4 separate regions of the Homo sapiens genome follow, and regions 2, 3 and 4 are each linked to region 1. Evidence: chromatin contacts called from ENCODE Hi-C or POLR2A ChIA-PET data. All regions are on one chromosome and are shown on one strand. The core of a region is the stretch at or near the end of the contact, and the rest is flanking DNA. Distances in the headings are between cores, read along the strand shown. Region 1 has its middle 18 kb from the start of CCR7. Region 2 has its middle 24 kb from the start of KRT24. Region 3 holds the start of GJD3-AS1 (GJD3 antisense RNA 1). Region 4 holds the start of KRT10-AS1 (KRT10 antisense RNA 1).

Region 1 (5,456 bases), core at 2,957-5,456:
CATTGCATGAAAAATGAAATCAAGATGGAAATTTAAAAATTCCTCGAACTGAGTGACAATAATGATACAACCTATCAAAACCTCTGGGATATGGCTAAGGCGGTGCTAAGAGGAAAGTTCATGGCCCCAAACGCCTACATCAAAAAGTCTGAAAGAGCACAAACAGACAATCTAAGGTCATGCCTCAAGGAACTAGAGAAACAAGAACAAACCAAACCCCAACCCAGCAGAAGAAAGGAAAAAACCAAGATCAGACCAGAACTAAATGAAATTGAAACAAAAGAATACAAAAATAAATGAAACAAGAACCTAGTTCTTTGAAAAGATAAATAAAATTGATAGACCATGGCAAGATTAACCAAGAAAAGAAGAGAGAAAATCCAAATAACCTCACTGAGAAACAAAACAGGAGATATTACAACTGACACCCTGAAATACAAAAGATCATTCAAGGCTACTGTAAATGCCTTTATGCACAGAAACTAGAAAATCTAGAAGAGATGGATAAATTCCTGGAAAAATACAACCTTCCTAGCTTAAATCAGGAAGAATTAGACACCCTGAACAGACCAATAACAAGCAGCAAGATTGAAATGTTACTTTAAAAATTACTGACAAAGGCCAGGCGTGATGGCTCATGCCTGTAATCCCAGCACTTTCGGAGGCCAAGGCGGGCAGATCATGAAGTCAGGAGATCGAGACCACAGTGAAACCCTGTCTCTACTAAAAATACAAAAAATTAGCTGGGCGTGGTGGCAGGCACCTGTAGTCCCAGCTACTCGGAGAGGCTGAGGCAGGAGAATGGCGTGAACCCAGGAGGCAGAGCTTGCAGTGAGCTGAGATCATGCCACTGCACTCCAGCCTGGGCAACATAGGGAGACTCTGTCTCAAAAATAAATAAATAAATAAAAATTACCAACAAAAAATAGTCCAGGACCAGATGGATTCACAGCAGAATTCTACCAGACATTCAAAGAGGAATTGGTACCAATCCTCTTGACACTATTCCACAAGATAGAGAAAGAAGGAACCCTCTCTAATTCATTCTATGAAGCCAGCCTCACCCTAATACCAAAACCAGTAGAGGACACAACCACAAAAGAAAACTAAGACCAATATTCTTGATGAACACAGATGCTAAAATCCTTAACAAAATATTAGCTAACCGAATCCAACAACCTATCAAAAAGATAATCCACCATGATCAAGTGGGTTTCATACAAGGGATGCAGGGATGGTTTAACATATGCAAGTCAATAAATGTGGTACACCACATAAACAGAATTTAAAACAAAAATCACATGATCATCTCAATAGATGTAGAAAAAGCATTTGACAAAATCCAGCATCGCTTTATGATTAAAACCCTCAGCAAAATCAGCACACAAGGGACATACCTTAATGTAATAAAAACCATCTATGACAAACACACAGCCAACATAATGCTGAATGGGGAAAAGTTGAAAGCATTCCCTCTGAGAACAGGAACAAGATAAGGACGCCCACTGTCACCACTCCTCTTCAACATAGTACTGGAAGTCCTAGCCAAAGCAATCAGACAAGAGAAAGAAATAAAGGGCATCCAAATCAGCAAAGAGGAAGTCAAACTGTCCCTGTTTGCTGATGATATGATAGTTTACCTTGAAAACCCTAAGGACTCCTCCAGAACTGATAAAAGAATTCAGCAAAGTTTCCAATTATAAGATTAATATACACAAATTAGTAGCTCTTCTATACACCAACAATGACCAAGCAGAGATCAAATCAAGAACTCAAGAATAGCTCCAAGAAAAATAAATAGCTTTACAATAGCTCCAAGAAAAATAAAATACTTAGGAATAACCTAACAAAGGAGTCAAAAGACCTCTACGAGGAAAACTACAAAACACTACTGAAAGAAATCAGACAACACAAACAAATGGAAACACATGCCATGCTCATGGATAGGTAGACTCAATATTGTGAAAATGACCACACTGCCAAAAGCAATCTACAAATTCAATGTAATCCCCATCAAAATACTGCCACCATTCTTCACAGAGTTAGAAAAAACAATTCTAAAATTCATATGGAACCAAAAAAGAGCCCACATAGCCAAAGCAAGGCTAAGCAAAAAGAACAAATCTGGAGGCATCACACTACCTGATTTCAAACTATATTATAAGGCCATAGTCACCAAAACAGCATGGTACTGGTATAAAAATAGGCACATAGACCAATGGAACAGAATAGAGAACCCAGAAATAAACCCAAATACTTACAGCCAACTGGTCTTCAACAAAGCAAACAAAAACATAAAGTGGGGAAAGGACACCCTTTTCAACAAATGGTGCTGGGATAATTGGCTAGCCACATGTAGGAGAATGAAATTGGATCCTCATCTCTCACCTTATACAAAAATCAACTCAAGATGGATTAAGGACTTAAACCTAAGACCTGAAACTGTAAAAGTCCTAGAAGATAACATTGGAAAAACTATTTTAGACATTGGCTTAGGCAAGGATTTCATGACCAAAACCCCAAAAGCAATTGCAATAAAAACAAAGATAAATAGCTGGGACCTAATTAAACTAAAGAGCTTTTGCATGGCAAAAGGAACAGTCAGCAGAGTAAACAGGTAACCCACAGAGTGGGAGAAAATCTTCACAATCTATACATCTGACAAAGGACTAATATCCAGAATCTACAACAAACTCAAATCAGTAAGAAAAAAACAAACAATCCCATCAAAAAGTGGGCTAAGGACATGAATAGACAATTCTCAAAAGAAGATATACAAATGGCCAACAAACATGAAAAAATGCTCAACATCACTAATGATCAGGGAAATTCAAATCAAAACCACAATGCGATACCACCTTACTCCTGCAAGAATGGCCATAATCAAAGAATCAAAAAACAGTAGATGTTGACAGAGATGCAGTGATCAGGGAACACTTCTATACTGCTGGTAGGAATGTAAACTAGTACGCCACTAAGGAAAACAGTGTGGAGATTCCTTAAAGAACTAAAAGTAGAACTACCATTTGATCCAGCAATCCCACTACTGGGTATACCCAGAGGAAAAGAAGTCATTATTCGAAAAAGATACTTGCACACACATGTTTATAGCAGCACAATTCACAGTTGCAAAATCATGGAACCAATCCAAATGCCCATCAATCAACGAGTGGATAAAGAAACTGTAGTATATATATGTATAATGGAATAGTATTCCATCTGATTAGTCTCAGCCATAAAGAGATGAATTAACAGCATTTGCAATGACCTGGATGAGATTGGAGACTATTATTCTAGGTGAAGTAACTCAGGAATGGAAAACCAAACATTGTATGTTCTCACTGACATGTGGGAGCTAAGCTATGAGGACGCAAAGGCATAAGAATGATACAATGGACTTCGGGGACTTGGGGAGAAGAGCAGGAAGGGGCAAGGGATAAAAGACAACAAATATGGTGCAGTGTATACTGCTCGGGTGATGGGTGCACCAGGATCTCACAAATCACCACTAAATAACTTACTCATGTAACCAAATATCACCTGTACCCCAATAACGTATGGAAAATTTTTTAAAAAGAATAAAAAATAAATTTTAAAAATGTACAATTTCGGTTGTGAATGTGCAGGGTTGGCCCAGCAATGGGCAGGCTGGAGGTGGGGAGTGGGCATCTTGGATGTCTAATTTATCACTCGCCATGAGACCAGCCTCAACATTTCCCACCCCTGCTTTCACCACAGAGGTTATTTCAGTCCAAGTTTCCTGTCGCCCTTGCCACCTTGCCAAGATAAAGGTCACCACCGGGTCTCACTGGGGAACAAAAGGAGGGATTCTGGGCAGCCCTCAGTCATGCACAAAAGCTCTGGGCTTAGAGCTCTTGGGGACAGTAGGACAGCAGGGCCAGCCCCACCCTCTCTGGTTGGCTGAAACTAGAATGGCGTGAGGTTTGGCTGAGCAATTCTGGAAGAATAACTGCTCCCTTCCTTTCCCTTTCACCTTTCCTCAGACCCCCGTCCTCACTCACCCCCACTTCTCCCCTCAGAGAGCTTTTGGCAACACGAAAAACACAGACACATAGACCCCTCCCTCTTAATGCCCAACAATGAACCCATGCAGCAAAACAGGAAGCATCTTCCTGTCAAGGCAAACCCATTGTTCTCTCTGTGCACACGTCCTGACAAGTCAGGAAACCGCCGCCGGGCCATGGCAACAGGTGTCAGGGTGACCTGAGGCTTCCCGCTAGCCTGTGCCAAGCCCTCCTTCCCTTTTCATGTAAGTGCCACACGCTAACCAATTGCACCACTGAGAGCTCCTCTCCTTCCCTTTTCTTCATCCTGGTGAGCCATCCTCTTCCTCCCTGCAGCCTCACAACTTATTTTCCTCACACCTGTTGGCCCTTTCCCTCTTGGTTGTCCAAGGTCCGAGTAAGACCTTAAAAGGCCCTGAACCCTATAAAGATTGCAGTCTCTCTCCAAATATAATTCCTAATACTCACCAGACAACACAAAATGTACATGTGTGCTGAAATTAAAAGAGCATCTTTTTAGATTTTCTGATTACTGAACTCTTCTCAACTTTGGGATGTCTTCATCTGGCTGGGGCCCTGTGTCCATACCAAATCTGCCTGTTGGGTTACCCCACACTGGTGGAGGCTCATTTTCGTTGGCTTCACATGGGAACAGATTATTCCCAAGTGAGATAAAACAGGGGCAAGAGGTGGGGGCAGGAGTGAGAGGTGTGATCTTGGACTTTGCCCACTAAATGACAAGTCCAGAGGGACAGGAAGCCATTGGACACTCTGGGTAGAGCCAGGACACTGCTACTATGACCATGGACTCCATATGCAAGAAAGGCAGGACTGAGTTTCTGAGCTTCTGCAGACCTGGCTCCCTCCAGGGGACTCTGGGTCTGGCTCCTCTGTCGATTCTCTCCAGATCAGAGGCCTCCTCTAGGGGTCTCAAGACTTGTCCTGTTCTTTTTCATAATAACAGGGGCTGGAGTTTCTGGTAAGCTAAGCTTTTCTTTATCCTCTGGGTAACCAAGTCATCAGTGAGGTGGTTGGACTGAATGACTATAAAGGTTACTTGTAGGTCCTTCTCCCTGCTCATTCTCAGAAACCTTCGTAAAACAGGATGGGATGTAAAGACCTGTCTGAGGGTGTCTTTCCCAGGAAGAGAGGGGGCAGCCGTGGTCTGAGCTCTTCCGACCATGCCCAACATCAGTAAAGGCAGCCTGGCATAGTGGGAAAAGCCCCTTAGCTTAGAGTCAAATATCAAGTCACTTTCCTTTCAAGTCTCAGCTTCCTCAATCATAGAATGGAAACCTGCCACACAGGGCAGCCCGAGGGCTAAATGAGATGAGGTATAAGGATGTGCTTGGAGATGTGGATGCCCATGCTATTTTCCATTGCTTGTCAAGCTCCTCAAGGCCCAGGACTAGGTTGATGGGCCTTCAAGCC
Region 2 (5,567 bases), core at 1,628-4,127, 150 kb before region 1:
TTCTCAATCATCCAAAAGAAGGTTGTATTCCAAGAGTTGTTAATAAATGTTTTTATTTAATAATATATTTCACACATCCTGTATGCCAGGAATTACTCCTGGTCCTTTACAAACATATCTTATTTAATCCTTGTGATAATTTTATGAAGCAGGAGCTATTGTCTTCAACTTACAGATGAGAAAATGAAGGCACAGAGATGTTATGTCACGTGCTGAAGGTCACACATCTAGTAAATAGCCAAATAATCAGTGGGGAGCTGGAAGTACAAAAATGTGGCTCCAGGATTTTTTAGCTGCCATGCCATGCTGACCTTTCAGAACTTGATGTAATTCTCCACAGAAGCAATGGTATAAATAGTTATAAAATTCCACAATACCCTATTTAAACCACATGTAGCTGAAATTCTATTGATCTATCAAAGTGCTATCCCTGGCTCCCAGCTCAGTACTTACCACAGAGGAAGTGCTCAATAGCGTTGTTGAATTTAAGATGGAATAGGTGCCCCACTTATGATGTTAACACTCTAGAACACTGGAGCAGTCAATGGCAGAGACATAGACGTGCTCCCCTACAGCGTCTCCTACACTGGTCTCGACGGTTTGGTGGTGGAAAGGAATTTGGGTGATTGGACCTTATGGAGATGGCACAACTTTTTAGCAGCAGATGACAGATGGGGTTTTGGTTTTAGCAGCAAAGCAGCAGCACAAAACTTCAGCAAACTGGGGAGAGAATCTGGGTTCTACTGGGCAGCAGGACATGGTTGCAAGTCTGTGGCAGAAGGTGGACTGGAAGTAGGTAGTGGGATGGCAAAGTGAGCTTCTGGTACCAAGAAACATGGAAACTGGGTCTGTAACTAGGGCAGCTATTTGCCAACAAGGGAAGATGATAAATCAGCCATCTGCAGCCCAGAGTCTTCCTCTAGGTCAACACTTGGACAATTAATAATATCTCCCTACTGTTTCTCAGCAGGCGAAAAAAAAATGCAAATTATTTTTCGGACACTTACTGAACATGGTGAAGAATATGTAAGAGAAGACTTGCTGTGATTATATAAAATACAACAAAAATTATACATGAAGGGTTTCTCCCCACTGCCCCACCCCCACCCCCCTGCCTCTGTCTCCCAGGCTAGAATGCAGTGGCACAATCCTATCTCACCCTAACCTCAAACTCCTGGACTCAAGTGATCCTCCCGCCTCAGCCTCCTGAGTAGCCAGGACTACAGGTATGCACTACTATGCCCAGCTAACTTTTTAATTTCTTTTTGTAGAGACAAGTTCTCGATATATTGACCAGGCTTATATATGAAATTCTTTAAGAGCAGGGACTATTACTTGTTAGTTTTATTCCCAAGGTTTAGCAGAATGTTTTTGCAAGATGCTCAATAAATATTAAATAATTGATAAAAGTTGACTTACTACTGATAATGTAAAATAGAAGATAAATAACCAGCCTGGGCAACATGATGAAACCCCGTCTCTACAAAAAACACAAGAATTAGCCAGGTGTGGTGGTGCATGCAGCTACTAGGGAGGACAAAGGGGGAGGATCTCTTGAGCCCAGGAGGCAGAGGTTGCAGTAAACCAAGATCGCTCCCCAACACTTTAGCCTGGGTAACAGAGCCAGACCCTGTCTCAAATATATATATATACAATTTACATTTATATATTATATATATTTATTTATATATTATATATAAGATGTATAATATATAACAATAATAAAATAGCTAAATAGAATAATTGATAAATGAATAGAATAATAAATTGAATAATAAAAGAATAATAAATAAGCAGAATAATGGAGTGATAGAAAAATTGTAAATGAATGAAGCAATAGCACCAACTTTTAACTGCTATGTTCATCATAAACAGCACAGTGAGTTTGAAATATTCATATTACCTTGTTATACAATATACAATATGAGCAACATGGGCATTACATGTATCCTTGTCCAAAATAAATTATTCTGAAGCTATCAACATTTCCATCTTTAATCTTTAAAATCTGTATCTTATAGCAGGAAGATGTGGTTCCAGTTTTTTCAGATATTTTAATACAATTTCCTCTTTGGATACAACACCAAAATCTACAAAGCCATGTAAGGAAGAATAATCTTCATCTTGTCAGTAAACAAATAAAAGTGCAGGTGTCTTGGATCTTTGTTCAAGCACTATCACTAACTCATTCGAGATCTTAAAGAAACCACTACTCTGAGTTAAGACTTTTTAAAATTAAGATTTTTGAATTTTAAAAGGAAGGAGGCCGGGCACGGTGGCTCATGCCTGTAATCCCAGCACTTTAGGAGGTCGAGGCGGGTGGATCACGAGGTCAGGAGATCGAGACCATCCTGGTTAACACGGTGAAACCCCGTCTCTACTAAACAAAATACAAAAAATTAGCCAGGCGTGGTGGCGGGCGCCTGTAGTCCCAGCTACTCGGGAGGCTGAGGCAGGAGAATGGCGTGAACCTGGGAGACGGACCTTGCAGTGAGCCGAGATCGCGCCACTGCACTCCAGCCTGGGCGACAGAGAGAGACTCCGTCTCAAAAAAAAAAAAAAAAAAAAAAAAAGGAAGGAATTCATCTGCCTTCCTTTAAGTTCTTCATCCCTTTCTAGATGGTAGAGAATTTCACTAAATTTGCCTGAAGTTACTGGACTTGATATCAGGGGGAAAAAAAATACACGTAATTTAATAGAAAACATTTGGGAAAATATTTTTATTTGAAACAATTTTAACCACTTTTCCAAAACACCAGCATCAAAACTGGGTTTATGTAGAGTGCAAAATGGAGGTCAACGACACAGGCAATGCCCTGAAAACTTTCACAACTGCTGGCCTGGAAATGAATATGAAACCAAACTGAAGAAAGTGACTCACCACAGAAGGGAATCACGCCTCAATGCTTTTCCACCTCTCCTCCAAAACAATCATTTTCTTCAGGGTTTGTTTTAGGAAAAAAAAAAAATCAGAGAAAATAGAAGTATAGATTTTTCCTGTTTTAATGTAATCTTTTCTGTTCCTTTTGATTAGGCAATGAGATTGCGGAATAGTCTAGTAGTCATATAATTACTGTAAGGAATGCTGCCCCAGCTGCCGACCGGTCTTAATATTTGAATGTTGATAAACGTAACGCAACATTTTTGTCAAGCAAAACTATTAAGAAGCTAAAGAACAATTCAATTAATAGAGTAGCTAGTCAAATATATAAGTATAAATAAAATAGGGGTATATTTCAGAGCTCTGTTTTGCCAAGATGTTATAGCTCAGAGTAAGTCATGGCCAGCTCAGTTCTCCACTGAAGCAGCAAGATATGAGATCATGAAACTGAAAAACGTATTCTTCACACCCATGACACTGAGCTACAATCCCTAATAGCTAAGGTATGTGAGAGCAGCTGAATACAACCTCAAACTTAAATCAGAAAGAATCCATAGATAGGGTCTACATCTTTTTTTGTAAATAATTATATATAAAAATTTCAAAGATAAGCCCCTTAGAAAAGACATCAAATGGAACACCAAATGTACATAGAAAAATGGTGAGGACTATGACGGACCTTTCAATAGATGAAGTTAGGCTGACCTCCCGGTTTAGAAACATATGGTCTTATGGAATAACTAATACAGTACAAATGCAAGAAAACAGCAATAAAAATGATCAAACCTTATGCTTGAATATGGAATTACAATTTACAGAGTGCTCTGCGCTCTCCATTTGATGTGATAATCCTATGCCATGTGTAGGGCAGGAACTATTATCCTTAATTTTACAGGTGAAAAAACTATGGCTCAAGAAATCGAAGTTTCTAGATGAAGTTAAGGCTTCTTGGTAACTAGTAGAGTTCTACCACTAGAGGACTCTACTAGTTCTGACCCTAAATCCAGGCAGACTTCTGCAAATAATATGAGTGCATAGACCTGAGTTGGAATCTCAGTTCCAACACTTCCCAGATATCTGGCCCTGGGAAAGTCACTTCATTTCTTTAAGTTTTGTTGCAGGTTGACTCTCAGTGAGTAGATGCTGAGACTGAGTTTGAGGATCAAAAGTTATCCTAAGGAGTAATACTTATGAAAGGAAAAGGGAGAAAGCAAGACCAGGGAGGGTTTTAGTCTTTTGCAGGATAGTTAGCAGACTGATGCAGACCAAAGTCTCTGTCAGCCCCGTGAGAGTTCTGGAACAAAGATTGCCCATTGGCCCCTAGCATGCCCCAAAAATAAGTCATCACCATTTATCAACTGCATCAGATAGGCCCATTTTATTTTTTTATAATTTCAAGTGACTTTTACAAATAATATACAGAAGATATAAAAGATAGCACAAAACTAATTTATTTAAAATGTTAATATAAACTAAAACATAGAAAACCCAAATTTTTATTCTATAATTTTGTGGTTTGGAAGTATATATACCTAAAATGGGCAACATCTTTGAATGCATGTCATGCATGCCCCTGGAACATACCCATTCTGTATTTATGGATTCCAGATTTCAAATGCATCTGTAATAGGTTCTAGTTCATCATTACTTTCAACTCTTGCACTTGCAGCTACAAAATGCAATAAGTTTGGGAACTTTAATAGCTCACAAGATTTTTTAAGAGAGGAGCCACCCTCTTTGCTCCATAATTGCAAAACATTTTCATTTATAAATATCAATTGTATAATCAATCTAATGTTTTTTATTTCTACATTACCTATTTCCTCCCAATCAACCTTTGTATACACACCTGCCTTTAACACCTGTGCACTTGCAAATCATATCGCATAAATTTTGGAACAAACATCATAAAAGATGAAAGAATACTGTCCACCTTCTTTCAGCAAAATGGAATGGCCCAGGAGCTTGTGGCAAAATATTGTATGATGAAATTATTTCTGTCGAATGAGTATAGATGATGTATTAGTCTGTTCTCAAGCTAGTAAAGACATACAAGAGACTGGGTAATTTATTTTTAAAAAGAGGTTTAATGGACTCACAGTTCCACATGGCTAGGGAAGCCTCACAATCATGGTAGAAGGTGAAGGAGGAGCAAAGGCACATCTTACGTGGCGGCAGGCAAGGGAGAGTGTGCAGGGAACTGCACCTTATAAAACCCTCAGATCTCGTGAGATTTATTCACTATCACAAGAACAGCAAGGGGAAAAACTGCCCCCATGATTCAATTACCTCCCACCAGGTACCTCCCATGACATGTGGGGATTATTGGAGCCACAATTCAAGATGAGATTTGGGTGGGGACACAGCCAAACCATAAATAAATTACCCTTTAAATCTTGATATAGAGAAAATTATTCTAGAATATCATCATCTGGACATTCATAGTCCAAGATCTGCTTAAGCAATCAACTTCACCATTCTCTTTAGAGTCTAAAGTGTTGCTATCTCTCCTATGCGTCATTTTCTGATTTTTCTAAAAATCGTCAAACATATTCCTCAATTTTCTTCTCTTTGCCATTACGGGCAGAAATTCTAAAACTAAATTTTCAATATTGTTCAGTTATAATTTAAAAAAAGAGAGACTCAAAGCTGGTATCACCATACTTCTCTTATACCTTCTTGAAAA
Region 3 (5,014 bases), core at 1,636-4,135, 220 kb after region 1:
TTCGAGATCAGCCTGGTCAACATGGCGAAACCCCACCTCTACTAAAAATACAAAAATTAGCCGGGCGTGGTGGCGCACACCTGTAATCCCAGCTACTGGGGAGGCTGAGGCAGGAGAATCGCTTGAACCCGGGAGGCGGAGGTTGCATTCAGCCAAGATCATGCCACTGCACTCCAGCCTGGGCGACAGAGCTAGACTCCATCTCAAAACAAACAAATTAAAAATAAATAAATAAATAACATGTTCATTATAGTAAAGCTGGAAATAACAGAAAAGTGGGAAGGAAACCAAAGATTTTATTTAACTATCAAAGCCAGGCACTTGGGATATTTTAATGGTTTTCCATATGGGATTTTTTTTTTTTTTTTTTTTTTTGCAGGCACAAGGGTTTTTTTGGTTCTCTGTAATATGGTTGGGAATTCAATATTAAGAAGTAGAGAATCCCAGCTACTCAGGAGGCTAAGGTGTGAGGATCACTTGAAGCCAGGAGTTCAAGATCGACCTGGGCTATGTAGAGAGACCCCGTTCCAAAAAAGATGTAAAGCTGGAAGGAAACTTGGGGGTCAGCTGGACTGGCCGCCTTTGTTGACAAGGCAGGAAAGCCTGGCTCAGTACCGCCGAATGATTTGTCCAAGGTGAGCGGTGGCAGAGCTGGAACCAGAAGCTGTTAGATGTTTGCTGCCCCTTAAACTCCAGCACCAAACCTCCCTCTGTCCCCGAAGACCATCTTCACAGGGCATGGTTAGTGCGTAGTGGATCTAGGCTCCAGACTGAGGGTCTGTCTGGGAAGGGCTTCTAGGAATCCCCCAGCTTCCTCGATAAAGGATGTGGCTCTGGTTACCCCCCTCCCCCATTTCCAGATGGAAATTTAGCTAAAGAGTGAGGGCCACAGAGCCCAGCAAGGGGCGTGGTCCGTGCCTGTTCCCAAGGGCGGAGCCAGCCAGCAGGGTCACCCTGTTCCTTTAAGAGAAGGGGGAGCGCTAGCCCCTCTCAGCCATCCTGTCCTGTCCTCCATCCTGGCCAAATCCGAAAGGGAAAATGAAAGAGGGAGCAGGAGGCGCCGGTCCCAGCCACCTCCCAAGGTCCCTGGCTCAGCTCTGACACCCCAGTCCCGGCCCCAGGGTGAGTGGGGTTGGGTGGCGGTTTAGGGGCACCAGGGGCGTGTGGGGACCTGTGTAAGTGTGGGGTGGGGAGGATCTCAGGAGATGTGGAGGCTGGAGGCACAGGAGGCCAGGGAGGAGGGAGAAGCCTGGCGTCGCACTCCCACCACGCTGGGGTAGGAGGGCAGGGACACCTCCGACAAAGGACCCTGTGAGAGTTATGAAAGCGGAGTTGCCTCTGTACCAGCCCCCCACCCTGAGAGGAGTTCACTGCAGTAAAAATGGTGAGAGAAATGGTGGGCCAAGAAAGGAGTGGTCTCGCTGCCTCTGCCACTCCCACTCCTCCCATGGGCACCAAATTGGGTCTAGCGTCTCGGGTTCGAGGCTCCACTCTTCCCACAGCATCCTTGACAGCTAAGGGCACCGCTGGGTTTCCGCTTCCGAAACCAGGCAAGTCAGGGGCTGGTCCAGCTGATCTCCAAGGTCCTTCCTAAGAATCTGGGATCTGGAGGATCCCAGGGTCGAACGGAGACGGCTCAGGGGGTGCGGCTAAAATGCAAATGGGGGATCCTCCCCAGCACCCATCGGTCCCAAAGAGAAGGTAACCCATAGCTGAGCGTCGCCTGCTCCCCTCGGGCCCTCCCGTGGCCCTCCGTTTCATACTGGTCTCATCGCTAAACCCGGGCCTCTCCTACCTCACGACTCACCCTGAAGTCAGAGAAGGTCCAACGGACCCCACCCCGATAGGCTTGGAAGGGGCAGGGGTCCCTGACTTGCCCCATCCCCTGACTCCCCGCCCCGCGTCCCCAGCGCCATGGGGGAGTGGGCGTTCCTGGGCTCGCTGCTGGACGCCGTGCAGCTGCAGTCGCCGCTCGTGGGCCGCCTCTGGCTGGTGGTCATGCTGATCTTCCGCATCCTGGTGCTGGCCACGGTGGGCGGCGCCGTGTTCGAGGACGAGCAAGAGGAGTTCGTGTGCAACACGCTGCAGCCGGGCTGTCGCCAGACCTGCTACGACCGCGCCTTCCCGGTCTCCCACTACCGCTTCTGGCTCTTCCACATCCTGCTGCTCTCGGCGCCCCCGGTGCTGTTCGTCGTCTACTCCATGCACCGGGCAGGCAAGGAGGCGGGCGGCGCTGAGGCGGCGGCGCAGTGCGCCCCCGGACTGCCCGAGGCCCAGTGCGCGCCGTGCGCCCTGCGCGCCCGCCGCGCGCGCCGCTGCTACCTGCTGAGCGTGGCGCTGCGCCTGCTGGCCGAGCTGACCTTCCTGGGCGGCCAGGCGCTGCTCTACGGCTTCCGCGTGGCCCCGCACTTCGCGTGCGCCGGTCCGCCCTGCCCGCACACGGTCGACTGCTTCGTGAGCCGGCCCACCGAGAAGACCGTCTTCGTGCTCTTCTATTTCGCGGTGGGGCTGCTGTCGGCGCTGCTCAGCGTAGCCGAGCTGGGCCACCTGCTCTGGAAGGGCCGCCCGCGCGCCGGGGAGCGTGACAACCGCTGCAACCGTGCACACGAAGAGGCGCAGAAGCTGCTCCCGCCGCCGCCGCCGCCACCTCCGCCACCGGCCCTGCCCTCCCGGCGCCCCGGCCCCGAGCCGTGCGCCCCGCCGGCCTATGCGCACCCGGCGCCGGCCAGCCTCCGCGAGTGCGGCAGCGGCCGCGGCAAGGCGTCACCGGCCACCGGCCGCCGAGATCTGGCCATCTAGGGGCGGGCACCGCCTCGCGCGGACTGGACGGCGAGGGCCGGACCCCGCCACCTCCGCCCGCACCGCAGAAGCCGGAAGCTGCTTCCACCAGAGCTGTCGCGGGACCTGCCCCGGCAGGAGACGCGTTGTGGGGACGGCCCGCGGGCGGCATCGCACTTGCCTCGTACTGCCTCCCAGTGGCTGCCGGCGGCACCTGGGGCAGGCCGGGCTGGGGGCGGAGAATGAACTCAGGCAGGTCCTGGATGCCACCACCCAGGTGGAAAGGAAGGAGACCAGGACCCTGAGAGAGAGTGGACCCGAGGGGGAGAACAGAGCGGAAGGTGGAGAGTGGTTGTTTTACTGGGGACAAAAACAACTGTGATGCCAGCATTCTCAGGCACTCTCTGTGTTCAGAGAGAGAGTGGTCCCCCTGTGGGCTCTCTGCGAGTGTGCATACACGGACACATAAGCACTGTGAGCTGTGTGCACGCGCACCTGTACACCCTGTGTGAGCGCTGTGCATGTGCGCGCATGTGTACACCCTGCGTGAGGCCCACTTGTGCACACAGACACACGTAACCCTCCCGGGTGAGCTGTGTGCACATGCACACAGAAACATATGCCCCTTGAGAGCTGTGTACTCACATCCCTGTGAGCTTTGTGTGAGTGCATTGTGCACACACGCACATGTCCATTCTGTGTGGGCTGCGTGTGCACACCTGTACACAGAAACATCCTTGTGCGCTATGTGTGCATGTGTACATCCGGCGTGACCTCTGTGTGTGCACGCGTGTGTGTGTGATCTCTGATATGCACTGCGGGGGTGGCCAGGATCCGATGCCAGCTGCAGCCACAATGGCTCCCTCCCTACCACCCTAACCCAGCCCACCTGCCAGGGCATCACAGGAGGTCTGTCCCCCCCTCCCAAGAGACCCCGCCCAGGGAGGGAAGAGGAGGAGAGGCTCCCTTTCCCCGGGCAGGCCTCAATCCTCGGGAGCCTATGAGCAACATCCTCACAGTACCCCTTGTGGCGAGGCGGGGGCTGGGCGCTTTCATGGAGGTGGGGTGGGGGTGGGCGGCGGGCCAGAGGGCAACCCAGACGTGTGTTATGCCTCCCTCCTCCATCTTCATCCTCCCCGCCGCTACTGCTCCCCCAGGCTATAAACGGGAAAGTCCCTTCTGTCCTCAGGAGAAAGCTCCCAAAACACACGCGCTCCCGGCCCTGCCTTCCCTTCCAACCACCCCCTTCTTCCTACTTGCGGGCATTCGAAGAGCTGCTGCCTATGCAGCGCATCCCCCTCCTGTGTCTCCCCTCCCGTCTGCCCTCCCCCTTCACCAGCCAGTGGGCTGCTCTCCATAAGATCACCCAGGACCTAAGCGAGAAATCCAGGGGCCGTCATCGGACTGCACCTTGCGGGCCTCACCGCATCCTGCCTACCAGGCTGTGCGTTCCCCGCCATCACCCCACCCTGTCCTTCTGAGTTCCTGGCGTCTTTCTCAGCTCTCCTGTGCCCCACACAGCAGTGGGAGGTGTTTCTGAATAGCGCCCCCCACTTAAACCCGGGACTGAGGGCAGCACCCCTGCCCTCAGGGTGAGTCAAGCGCCTTCACAAAGCTTCCTTCTGAAGCCCTGCCCCTGTCAGGCCTTCGACTCCACAGCACCGGCTTCCAGGTGTGCTCAGAACCATAGGGAATTTTCTCTTCTAACAAGCACCAGACCTGCTTGCTGCCAAGCGTTTGAACGTGCTGTTCCTTTGCCCAGAGTAGCCGCTGCTTCCTGCAGCCTTCTCCTCCCCTAGCTAATGCCCACCCACCTATTGTTGTCACTTGGGAAGAAAACAGACACCTTCAAGGAGAGGGCTCCCCTGGTAGCCCCCACCCCAAGACAGAGCTGGATGCCCCTCGCTTCCGTAGGGAAAGCACTTCTCCTGCAGGATGGCATTGCTCTCTCCCCTTCCATGGCACGTAGTATGTGCTCAGTAAATATGTGTTGGATGAGAAACTGAAGGTGTCCCCAGGCCTACACCACTGCCATGCCCGAACACTATCCATGCTATGGTGGGCACCATCTCTCTGATGACAGTTCTGTGTCCACAACCCAGACCCCTCCACACAAACCCAGATGGGGCTGTGCCGCTGTTTTCCAGATGTATTCATTCAACAAATATTTGTAGGGTACCTACTGTGTGTCAGAAGATGTTCAAGATCAGCATCATCCGATGGAAATAGCATATGA
Region 4 (3,324 bases), core at 607-3,106, 240 kb before region 1:
ACGAATACATCAGTGGTTTTTAACAATGACTTGGGATGCCCTCAATAACATTTACATTTTTCTGAATTCACCCAAAGTTAAATAGTATTGGAGTTATCTGAGAAATTTTCCATGTCAGTGTTACCTTTTTGGCAATATTAAAGGAAGAAAATGCATTTTAAAGTAACTGCTAAGGTTTTTTCCATTAAACCACTATTACTTCTAAGAGAACTGTACATGACAAATATTGCCATTACATGAGATCAACTATGTAGCTGCTTTTTAAATAGTCTCTGCCCAGATACATCTCCCCTATATAAGTTATAACCAGTATTGATATCATGCTTGTTTCAGGTATGAGAATGAGGTAGCTCTGCGCCAGAGCGTGGAGGCTGACATCAACGGCCTGCGTAGGGTGCTGGATGAGCTGACCCTGACCAAGGCTGACCTGGAGATGCAAATTGAGAGCCTGACTGAAGAGCTGGCCTATCTGAAGAAGAACCACGAGGAGGTGACACAAAAGTTATACTTTTCCCAGCCAAAAGAGAGTTCATTATGGTCCTCGTGTAGCCAATAAATCTTTCTGTTCCTCAAACAGGAAATGAAAGACCTTCGAAATGTGTCCACTGGTGATGTGAATGTGGAAATGAATGCTGCCCCGGGTGTTGATCTGACTCAACTTCTGAATAACATGAGAAGCCAATATGAACAACTTGCTGAACAAAACCGCAAAGATGCTGAAGCCTGGTTCAATGAAAAGGTAAAGTAATCTTCCTTATAGTGAAACTCATGGAGGTTTTATCATTTCAGAATTTCCTCACCCTTTTCCTTGTTTTTAATACTCTAGAGCAAGGAACTGACTACAGAAATTGATAATAACATTGAACAGATATCCAGCTATAAATCTGAGATTACTGAATTGAGACGTAATGTACAAGCTCTGGAGATAGAACTACAGTCCCAACTGGCCTTGGTATGTTAACTCTCATGAAATGACTTCAACTTTATCATACAAAGTTTCATGCTCACCTAAGAATATGCAATGCAACAAAAAAATGCAGAGTTGGAGGTAAGAAAGAGAAAACAAAGTGAAGCTCATGTTAATGGAGGAAAAGTACTACTAGTGTTGATCTAAAAGTGCTGAAACTGAAATGGTGCCATTAAACATACAACAAATTCTGTTCATTTTCTTATTCTTCTATATAATGCCTTACTAAATAATCAAATAAGCGTCACCATACTCAACTGAACAAGGAAGTCACTAAGCCACAAAAAAATCCGTTTCAGAAACAATCCCTGGAAGCCTCCTTGGCAGAAACAGAAGGTCGCTACTGTGTGCAGCTCTCACAGATTCAGGCCCAGATATCCGCTCTGGAAGAACAGTTGCAACAGATTCGAGCTGAAACCGAGTGCCAGAATACTGAATACCAACAACTCCTGGATATTAAGATCCGACTGGAGAATGAAATTCAAACCTACCGCAGCCTGCTAGAAGGAGAGGGAAGGTAAATTTTAAAATGAAAAGTTATCCCAGTTTCTTTTATTCAATATTCCAGATAGCAAGGCTTATCTAAACCCCAAGAAGATGCCAGAGAATGAGAGGAAGGGAGGAGAGAGGGTAGAGTACAGAAAAAGGAGTACGCAACCGCAATCTCACTTTCTCATGAATTTGGCCCAAAATGATTCTTAAGAGTTCTGTGAACTTAACATTGTTTTCAAAGGATGGGTTTTAAAATATATACCTGGCAGGGTTTTATTTTTTCAACACGTTTTGCTTATTTTCTAAATTAACGGCAACTGGAAAGCTACCCACCGTTTTCCAACGTTAGAGATAACCGAATGTGACCTCACCCCGTTTAGTTCCGGAGGCGGCGGACGCGGCGGCGGAAGTTTCGGCGGCGGCTACGGCGGCGGAAGCTCCGGCGGCGGAAGCTCCGGCGGCGGCCACGGCGGCGGCCACGGCGGCAGTTCCGGCGGCGGCTACGGAGGCGGAAGCTCCGGCGGCGGAAGCTCCGGCGGCGGCTACGGGGGCGGAAGCTCCAGCGGCGGCCACGGCGGCAGTTCCAGCGGCGGCTACGGTGGTGGCAGTTCCGGCGGCGGCGGCGGCGGCTACGGGGGCGGCAGCTCCGGCGGCGGCAGCAGCTCCGGCGGCGGATACGGCGGCGGCAGCTCCAGCGGAGGCCACAAGTCCTCCTCTTCCGGGTCCGTGGGCGAGTCTTCATCTAAGGGACCAAGGTCAGCAGAAACTAGCTGGGGTAATCAGAATTAGTTTTAACTTCCTGTGATGGTTTTTTTGCGCTTTAAGCTCTAGAGTTGTTTTAAAAAATTAAAAATCTTAGAGACGGTTCCGTTTGCATTTGTTCACAAACTACTCTTAACACCAGCCGTGAAAAATGGCATGATCAAAATGTCATACCTTAAGCATTTTTTTGGGCTTAACAATGTAAAGTTGAAATTTCCTTCTTTTTACAATATTTGCTTGTTAATTACTAAGGATCCCTACAGACTGTTTAAAATTTTTTTTCCATCATTCACACAGATACTAACAAAACCAGAGTAATCAAGACAATTATTGAAGAGGTGGCGCCCGACGGTAGAGTTCTTTCATCTATGGTTGAATCAGAAACCAAGAAACACTACTATTAAACTGCATCAAGAGGAAAGAGTCTCCCTTCACACAGACCATTATTTACAGATGCATGGAAAACAAAGTCTCCAAGAAAACACTTCTGTCTTGATGGTCTATGGAAATAGACCTTGAAAATAAGGTGTCTACAAGGTGTTTTGTGGTTTCTGTATTTCTTCTTTTCACTTTACCAGAAAGTGTTCTTTAATGGAAAGAAAAACAACTTTCTGTTCTCATTTACTAATGAATTTCAATAAACTTTCTTACTGATGCAAACTATCCCAATTTGTCAGAATTTATCTTTACTTAAGTACATAATACTCTTTAAAATTAAAGATTAGTAACCCATAGCAGTTGAAGGTTGATGTATCCAGAAATTCGGAAGACAGAACTATTGTCATGCCTTTTCTAAGTTTTTTAATCATGTATGTTCAGACCACCGTCAGTAAATTCACTGAGTAAAGTCTGTAAATCCCCAATATTACTCTTTAAGATACACAATATGTGGAAGGCTCCCAGCTCTCTGGCTTTAAATTATTTCAATCCTGGAAATTCTGGAATATCTCAAATAAAACCCCCAAAATAATAATAATTGGAAATTTTATATTTTCTAATTACCTGACTTCTCACCTTTGCCTTTTCTTACTTTCTTCCAGTTACTATATTACTTCTTCCCAATTGTTATATAGCTTGACATATCTTCTGACACCACCCAAGTA

The links. A loop is a pair of places that touch in the nucleus more often than their neighbours do. ChIA-PET counts read pairs that join two places held with the same protein, here RNA polymerase II (POLR2A). Pooled maps may share reads with other maps.
Region 2: a pooled map shows a loop between it and region 1 (10-fold over the local background). The contact joins two enhancer-like sites. A Hi-C loop is called at or near these places in 5 of 37 single-sample maps with no recorded cell type and 4 of 50 pooled maps. POLR2A ChIA-PET finds 5 or more read pairs at or near these places in 2 of 52 experiments (H1 and WTC11).
Region 3: a loop to region 1 is called in a pooled map, with 2.7 times the contacts of the local background. The contact joins the promoter of GJD3-AS1 here to the enhancer-like site in region 1. A Hi-C loop is called at or near these places in 5 of 50 pooled maps. POLR2A ChIA-PET finds 5 or more read pairs at or near these places in 3 of 52 experiments (MCF 10A, T-cell and naive thymus-derived CD8-positive, alpha-beta T cell).
Region 4: a loop to region 1 is called in a pooled map, with 3 times the contacts of the local background. The contact joins the promoter of KRT10-AS1 here to the enhancer-like site in region 1. A Hi-C loop is called at or near these places in 5 of 50 pooled maps. POLR2A ChIA-PET finds 5 or more read pairs at or near these places in 2 of 52 experiments (GM12878 and activated naive CD4-positive, alpha-beta T cell).

The regions. Positions count from the first base shown.
Region 1 is chr17:40,581,206-40,586,661 of GRCh38, reverse strand. No RefSeq gene overlaps it. Among named protein-coding and RNA genes, the nearest start is that of CCR7, 18 kb to the right of the region's middle. RefSeq lists a silencer at 4,125-4,270 and enhancers at 4,029-4,278, 4,299-4,438. Within about 2 kb of position 4,206, at least 11 of the 41 ENCODE cell types and tissues checked have a DNase peak (open chromatin) inside an H3K27ac peak, as active enhancers do.
Region 2 is chr17:40,725,406-40,730,972 of GRCh38, reverse strand. No RefSeq gene overlaps it. Among named protein-coding and RNA genes, the nearest start is that of KRT24, 24 kb to the right of the region's middle. Within about 2 kb of position 2,877, at least 2 of the 41 ENCODE cell types and tissues checked have a DNase peak (open chromatin) inside an H3K27ac peak, as active enhancers do.
Region 3 is chr17:40,360,716-40,365,729 of GRCh38, reverse strand. It overlaps GJD3-AS1 (GJD3 antisense RNA 1), which reads right to left and starts at 2,885. Exons shown (of 1, transcript NR_186704.1): 1 at 295-2,885. It overlaps GJD3 (gap junction protein delta 3), which reads left to right and starts at 993. Exons shown (of 1, transcript NM_152219.4): 1 at 993-5,014. The coding sequence starts at 1,915. The coding sequence ends at 2,799. RefSeq lists silencers at 2,542-2,651, 2,682-2,761, 2,882-2,951 and an enhancer at 2,779-3,073.
Region 4 is chr17:40,817,677-40,821,000 of GRCh38, reverse strand. KRT10-AS1 (KRT10 antisense RNA 1) reads right to left here and starts at 1,856. Exons shown (of 3, transcript NR_160888.1): 1 at 1,793-1,856. KRT10 (keratin 10) reads left to right here. Exons shown (of 8, transcript NM_000421.5): 3 at 334-490; 4 at 578-739; 5 at 827-952; 6 at 1,267-1,484; 7 at 1,840-2,214; 8 at 2,519-2,884. The coding sequence ends at 2,525. RefSeq lists an enhancer at 147-1,346.